2 separate regions of the Homo sapiens genome follow, and region 2 is linked to region 1. The links are chromatin loops, found by intact Hi-C in ENCODE. Cell type or tissue: PC-3. All regions are shown on one strand.

The links. A loop is a pair of places that touch in the nucleus more often than their neighbours do. Peaks named below come from ENCODE experiments on the same cell type or tissue, not always from the same donor. Only the 100,000 strongest peaks of a DNase experiment are listed, where the experiment ranks them.
Region 2: a loop joins it to region 1, with 2.3 times the contacts of the local background. A loop is called at or near these places in 2 of 110 quality-filtered maps.

The regions. Positions count from the first base shown.
Region 1 is chr5:107,423,971-107,427,970 of GRCh38, reverse strand. EFNA5 (ephrin A5) reads left to right here. Exons shown (of 5, transcript NM_001962.3): 2 at 462-754. Among named protein-coding and RNA genes, the nearest start is that of EFNA5, 240 kb to the left of the region's middle. In PC-3, no CTCF peak of the experiment used is centred here; DNase peaks (open chromatin) are centred at 2,000 and 2,340; H3K4me3 peaks cover 767 bases; H3K27ac peaks cover 3,271 bases.
Region 2 is chr5:107,521,179-107,525,178 of GRCh38, reverse strand. The region is part of intron 1 of EFNA5 (ephrin A5); the gene reads left to right. Among named protein-coding and RNA genes, the nearest start is that of EFNA5, 150 kb to the left of the region's middle. In PC-3, a CTCF peak has its summit at 1,683 (motif pointing left); DNase peaks (open chromatin) are centred at 938 and 1,698; H3K4me3 peaks cover 1,026 bases; H3K27ac peaks cover 2,350 bases.

The sequences.
Region 1 (4,000 bases):
ACAAAAAACAATTCGGTCATTTATTTGTTCTTTAATTTCCTCATTCATTTATTCAAAAATATTTATCAAGTGAAACACTATTATAAAAATATAAAAACTTTGTTTTAATATATGATTTTTAAGAATGAAAGGAAACATGGAAAACAGCACACTAGTACCTCTATAGAGTTCCACAGTTTGAAAGAGTGATATTTAATATAATATTTAAAATGAAAGCAAAGCACTTAGTTTGTAGGATATTTTGAAACAAATATAATGGAATCTCACTGTAAAATGGCTTTTTGTGGCTTAGATTGGGAACTGCAACATTTCAAACCATGCCCCAAATCATAATGGCATTCAGTAAGAACTTACTATACTAGATGCTTTAGCTCCAAAATTATTGAATGGCTTAACCACTGATTCCAAGCAGAAAGCCCTTTCTCTATGAATTATCACATTTTTTTTTCTTTTTCTAACAGATTCCAGAGGGGTGACTACCATATTGATGTCTGTATCAATGACTACCTGGATGTTTTCTGCCCTCACTATGAGGACTCCGTCCCAGAAGATAAGACTGAGCGCTATGTCCTCTACATGGTGAACTTTGATGGCTACAGTGCCTGCGACCACACTTCCAAAGGGTTCAAGAGATGGGAATGTAACCGGCCTCACTCTCCAAATGGACCGCTGAAGTTCTCTGAAAAATTCCAGCTCTTCACTCCCTTTTCTCTAGGATTTGAATTCAGGCCAGGCCGAGAATATTTCTACATCTGTGAGTATATAGAGATTTATCGTGTTGTAGGGCAGCTGCAAGAACCCAGACTAATTTTTTACCCATGTTTCAGAGAATTGCAGAGAGCTGGACTCTGCATTACAGATATCTCCTTGTAAATGCGTACATCAGGATCCCTAGATACATTAGCTGGGAATTGAGAGCACAAATTAGATTAAAGACAGAGCGCGTCTCCCCCTATGAAATTACGTGTCAGCCTGTTCACTGAACCACTGCTGACTTGTATTTTTTTTAAATGAAAATTGCCAGGACTTCTCCAAAGCTCAGGAAAAGAAAAAAAGACTCCTGAAAAAAAAATTAAAGGAAATAATTAAATTTACATAGCTTGGAGTCATTGGATTTCTTATTCAGGTGTCAGCAATATCCTTTCAATCTTCCACATTTTCAGTGGAGGAAGCCAAAACTCCTGGACATGTCAGCATGTTGACGATAAATACTCTCTTTGCAGCAAGGAGAAAAGATAATTATTAAGAGTAGCTCTGTCTTTAAACAGGAAAGACTTGTGAAGAAGTGTCTAGAAGGGGTTCCAAGGTAACTGGTATGAGCGAGTTTCCGACCTGTGAGCATTGAGTGACTCTGTCCTGGGAGAGCTCTAAAACTTTCTCAGTAGACTTCTGTATTAATCAGAATGCCTGGCCTTGTTTCTTCTCCATTATATACCCATCACTTCTTCATACCTCCTACTATCATATGTTATAGGTAAATGCTTCTCAAACTTCACCGTGCATAGTGTTATCTGGGGATCTTGTAATGCATTCTGACTCAGGAGGTCTTAAGGCAGGGCCTGAAATTCTGGATGTATGAAGCTCCCAGATGCTGCTGCTGCTACTGAACTGTGGACCACACTTTGAGTAGCAAGATTATAGGTGGTAGCTACTTTAAGCAGCTTGTTGTGTATCTGGACTTTAACTAGTATTTATATTTAAACTATCTGGCCTTTCCCATGTATTCTCACTGTCAACTGAAGAGGTTAAAAGTTTACTTGTTAAAAAATACATTTATTGGACAGCTTAATCTGAGCTGAGAAATGCTGGGGGATGCAAGATGAAAAGATATTCCCTGTTCTTAGGGAGTGACCTTTCACTGGGGAGCAGACATGTAAATAGGCAATTAAAGTATAAGTCGACAATTGCTGATGATGAAGATAAATTCAGGGAGTAGTGAGAACATGGAGAAAGTTGTGCCTCACCTGCTTGGAAGAATCAGGAAATGCAACCACACACAGTGGGTAGAGATCCAAGTTATACCACTCAGTATGCTTAGCATCGACTTTCACCCCAGCTTGCCAGACAAACAAGAACATTCTTTTTTCTGACTCATTTCTTCAGTCCAAATGTCCCTACCCACTCACAACTTACACGGTTTAAGTCTACAGGGATTTCTAGCTCCTCTCCTTCTCCAGAAAACAGAATTTTATAATAAGTCAGATTTCACCATCACAATGATAACTGTCACTTATATTGGAATTGAATTTAAAAAGGAAATTGAACAGTACCAGTTTTATTATTTCAGTACATATTTCAGTCATTAGTCATGAGAAAACATGCAAAAGCCTTGATACTATCTCACATTTGATCCATAAAACAAGAAAAGGAATATTGAGTCCCACAGATGCAGGAAGCACTGGCATACAGTGAATTCACACTTCTCAGGCAGCATGTTCTTGACTTTTATTGCTTTTTTACTTTGTGAAAGAATCTCATTCAGCATATGAGAAAAAGGAAAGAGGAGGACTTCATTTGTGGGACAGCAACTCATTAGTTGTCTCACTGTAAAATACTATACCAATGTAAGAGAAAATTCTTGCTAGTTTTGAAATTTTCTTACTGGCTTCTCAGATTAAAAAAACAACAGCAAAAGCAAAAATCAAAAATGAATAGAGAGCACCAAGATGAGGAACATACCCACTAACTAACTAGTTGATTGCCTGATTATTAGAAATTATAGAATTCATTCAGCTTCATAAGCAAGATGTTATTATTCAAATATACCCATAGCGCTTATGACTGGTTTTTCCTCATTTGTGGTTAAATTCAATATTTCACTAAAAATCATTATGTGACTTCTATAACATTCATTTAACGGAGTCATTTAACTGTCAAGGGCTTCCGTCAAAGTAATTGTTCCAAAATGCTTCAAAATATGAAGAGCTTTTTGCTGTTCAGCTGAGTTTAACTTGAATTACTTTTTTTAATGAAAGGTAAAATAGCACAAAATTAGCAGCAAAAAGATGTTCATTAACAAGAAGCACAGTGGCTTGGTGTTCAGTTAAATTGAATTTTCAACCATGTTTTCGACCCGCAAAGGCATCCTTCCCTGTCTTTTTAGTAATGAAAGGGTTTCTTCTCTTCCACCACTGCAGTCAGGAGCAGCAGAGCTAACATGGTTGTCTTACAGACGTTTAATGTACTGTGGTCATAATTAAACTAAAGGATTCTTAGGGGAGAATTGGCCCTCAGTTGAATTTTCCTCTTCCCTAATGTGTGTGGAATGAACAAGATGATTGGGAAATAGCTATTTTCACACTTACTACGTTACAAGATGCTCTATTGCTGATCTCAGGAACAAGCTTCACTGCCCACCAGTCAATTTTACAGAATGTTCTTGCTAGGACAGCAGTACCTCTTAGCTCCTCATAGCCTTAAAATCTCTTCTTACTTTCCCTAGAAAAAAGAAAGCTGGCTGTGCACAGTGGCTCACATCTGTAATCCTAGCACTTTGGGAGGCCGAGGCGGGTGGATCATGAGGTCAGGAATTCAAGACCAGCCTGGCCAAGAGAGTGAAACCCCATCGCTACTAAAAAAAAAAAAAAAATACAAAAATTAGCTGGGCATGGTGGCAGGAGCCTGTAATCTCAGCTACTTGGGAGGCTGAGGCAGGAGAATCACTTGAACCAGGGTGGCAGAGGTTGCAGTGAGCCGAGATTGAGCCACTGCACTCCAGCCTGGGTGACAGAGTGAGACTCCGTCTCAAAAAAAAAAAAAAAAAAAAAAAAAATGAAAGAAAGAAAAAAGAAAGCTATAGCTTTTTGGCCATCCTGCTTTATGGTGCTAGGAGTAGGCTTAAGTATAGTGAAGACTGTGGAGTGCCAAAATTCAGATACAAACACAGATTTGGAGGAAGGGAAGACAAGGATTTCATAACAAGCTATTCACCTCATTACTTAGAGAGGACATGAGTCAGAAGATTCTTATCAACATTTGCCTTATCCTCAACCAGATTTCT
Region 2 (4,000 bases), 97 kb before region 1:
AAGTTGTAATATAATTGTCTTCATTTTTACATAAGAAACAGAGGCCCAGAGAGGTTAAATTTTCTGTCAAAAGTCTCTCAGGCAATGCTGGATCTGAATGTAAAATCCCTTTAGGTCATCAAGCTTGTGTTCTTTTCCCTTATACTTTGCTATTACTCTAAGATTAATACATGTAAATCAGAAGTGCAGTTTGTGTATGATATAAACATATATGCCTAATCTGCATTAACAGTATGAGTTTAATTAAAACTGGGAGCTTGCATGCTACTAATTTTTAGAAGTTTAATATTTACTACTATTGAAATTTCTAGGGTGACTCTGAGTATGAAGCAACTATCCAGAAAGTTTCTAAAATTGCAAAAGTGGTATCACTATAGGCAAAGGTGGATAGATGCTGTAAAAAGGACATCCCTTCTGCACTTCTGGGTTTTCTGCTGGTTCACTCTAGGCCTGAGGGGATATCAAGGAAAGTTACCTCTCCTTGGATTTAATCATGAAGTTTGACTTTACCTAATGTGTAAAAACCCAGTTTGGCTTTTAGTGAAGCAAATAACTTCACAGTTTTCTCCTATATTCAGTATGGCTAGCATCATTAGACCTGTATGTAGTTAACTTTCTTCTTCTCTGTTTGCCAGTAGTAAAAAATGTGTTTGCATTAGTGGAGTAAATAGTAGATGATGTATAAATAGTATAGCTTGCCTATTGTTTTTCACCTACCTGAAGCTGTTGTTGCATTTTTAACATGCTTAGACATTTTCCTATTTTGAGGCACTTTTTGATCAGCTGTGACTCACTCAACCTGTGCTGTGGGCCATTTTCTGTGACCAGGCAAACAACTATGTTTTGCCATTATTAATATCCCTCCCTCATTGCTCCTACTGGGACAGCTGGTGCCCACAATGGCTTTATGTTACTTCCAGTGAATTTTTTGCTCACAAATCTGGCCTGCCAGGAACATAGGTGAGTAACTTCAAGTTAAAGAGTCACTCATGGTAATTTCAAGTTAGAATGTGCGTGGCTCAGTGACTTCATCTACGGTAAAGATTGCCATGGGTGAAAAGAGGTTAAATAGTATCATTTTGGTTGACTAACTACATGAATTACAAAACAGAAGAACCCAACAGGTTGATTATCAAGATCTAAACAACTGGCATTAAAAAGGAATCTATTAATTGCTATCATGAACCTTAAAGATATTCATTCAGAACCCAACCTGATACTTTAAATTGCTGTGCAGTTTAATTATTTTCTATTAGCATAGAGAAATGAATTGGAAGGTAAGAAGGGAGCTATATCTCCTATTGTTAATTGCAAATAATAATCTACAGTCTGCTTCTGCTACCTGTTGTCATTCTTCCCTACCAGCTAAATATAAAAGCACCCATGCATTGCTCACCTGCATAAAGAGAAGAAGGAAAGTCTGATTTGTTATTACAAAGGGATTTATTTCAAAAAGGAAAGTGAAGGGATGACAGATAAGTGCACTTAAACCTTTTGAGCATTACAGAAAGCTTGTAGAATTCGGGTAACTGAATGTAATCTCTGTATTCTCCGTTAACGATAGAGCCTCTTGGACAGACTGAAGTTGTGCCTGGAACCATAATACTCTCTTTATGCCACTGTCTTCCTTCTTAGCAGGCCGAAAGGCACACACTCATGGCTGATTCATCTGCTCTCCACCTGCTGGCCCCCTTGTGAGCCAGAGCTTTTGGATCTGATGTAGCCTTTTGGGTGTTTGCACAAAGGGCTGGCACATTTGCAAGTGGTATGTCTGCTTGCAAAGCAGTGGGACACCAAAAACATTAAACACAGATTGTTTGGGGTTTAAGCAAATCTAAGACAAACAAGTTGAATATCTGAGACTATTTCTTAAAAAAAAAAAGGAAGCACATATTTCTGATTTTCATAACTGAATGATATCATGGCTATTTCCCAACTCTGGATAATACTAAGATAGCTGCCCTTCCAGAGGTGTCTGGCATATGTAAAATCTTTCAAAAGCAAAGGTAAGAACACACTAAAAGAGGAGAAATATTGTCTGGTCTGTGTGAAGATTGGCCATAGTTGGTTAAAATAAACAAACAAACGAAAAAACAGTACTAATTGAGCTTAGTGATATTAACTTGGTAAATTAAGCCAGTTTGTCTCTTTGCTTTATCTGTCTTGTGGAATCTGTATCAGTGGAAATTAAATAGTCTTTACATTTGATGAACCCTGTTTAGGTGTTGGAAATACCCATCTATTTGTTAAAAAGGCAAGGTCCCATGATTTAGTGAATGGGGGATACAGACAGCCTTTATTCAAGTAACTGAATAAACAAAAGAATTAGAGAGTGTGATGAGTTTGAATAAAAAATATAGTTCATAAAAACCAGAAATGTGATAGAGCATAGTGGCTGGAAGAAAGTTACCCAAGTGGCTTGGGTAGTCAATGAAGTTGACTCCAACATGCAGTAGTACTTGGACTGAGGCCAGAAAAATTAGAAAGAGGCCAGGCATAGCAACTCATGCATATAATCCCAACCCTTTGGGAGGCCAAAGTGGATCACTGGAGGTAACGTCGACCTCAAGTGAGATCGTGTCTCTAAAAAAAATAAATAATTTATTTTTAAAATTAGCTGCATGTGGTGGCACGTGCCTATAATCCTAGCTACTTGGGAGGCTGAAGTGTGAGGACCACTTGAACTCAGGAGTTCCAGCCTGCAGTGAGCTATAATTACACTACTGCACTCCAGTCTAGGCAACAGAAGGAGACCCTGTGTCTTTAAAAAAAGACAAAGAAAAAAAGAAAGAGAGTGAGAAAGAGCCAGGAGACATAGGTTTTAGTGGCTCTGTGAGGCATAAAGTCCTGGGTGACCCCATGGATATTTCAAAGAGGTCTTCACATTTCCTTGTATCACAAAATTTGATGGGTGACTAATAAAACATGTACAGATGTGCCTTAGAATACATGTAGCATTATTATCCCCCAATAATATGCATGCTAGTGAGTACAAATTCATATAAAAAGTTACTGCACTAGAGTACTTTTTGTCATGTTGTACTTTTTAGTGTTCAGATAACAGAAATACAGCTGCTTCATGGAAGAGTTTTCATTCTTGAAAATACTATGGACCGTTGCTATATAATATTGTTAGGTGCATGAGGATGATTTGTCCACTCTTGTAACAGAAAAAGAAAGCATAAAATGCCTAGCAAGATGGTGTACCTGTAGTCCTAACTAATCCAGAGGCTGAGGCAAATTGCCTGAGGCCAGGAGTTGGAGGCTGTAGTGTGCAATGATCACTGATCCTGTGAATAGCCACTGCCCACTCCAGCCTGGAAAACATAGCGGGAACTGACTAAGAAAGAAAAAAAGACATACAATAATATATAGATGGTCTTCAACTTACAATTTATGCACTTTACGATGGTATGAAAGGGACACACATTCAGTCAAAACTATACTTTGAATATTGGGTTTTGATCTTTTCCCAGGCTGGCGATATGCAGTACAGTATCTGTCACGAAGCTGGGCAGCAACAGTGAGTTGCAGTTCCCAGTAAGCCGCGCAATCACTAGGGTAGACAACTAGTACTTGGTGGCTCATGCCTGGAATCCCAGCACTTTGGGAGGCTGAGGTGGGAGGGTTGTTTGAGCCTAGGAGTTTAAGACCAGCCTGGGCAACATATGGAAACCCTGTCTCTCCAAAAAAAAAAAAAAATATATATATATATATATATAGCCAGGTGTGGTGGCACATGCCTGTGGTCCCAGCTACTAAGGAGGCTGAGAGGTAGGAGGATCACTTGAGTCCCAGGAGGTCAAGGCTGCAGTGAGCCATGATCATGCCATTGTACTCCAGCCTGGGCCACAGAGCGAGATGAGACCCTGTCTCAAATAAATAAATAAATAAGTAAATACATACATACATACATACTCTAAAGTTTATTGTGTGGCCAGATGATTTTGCCAAACCATAGGCTAATGTAAGCGTTCTGAGCATGTTTAAGGTAGGCTAG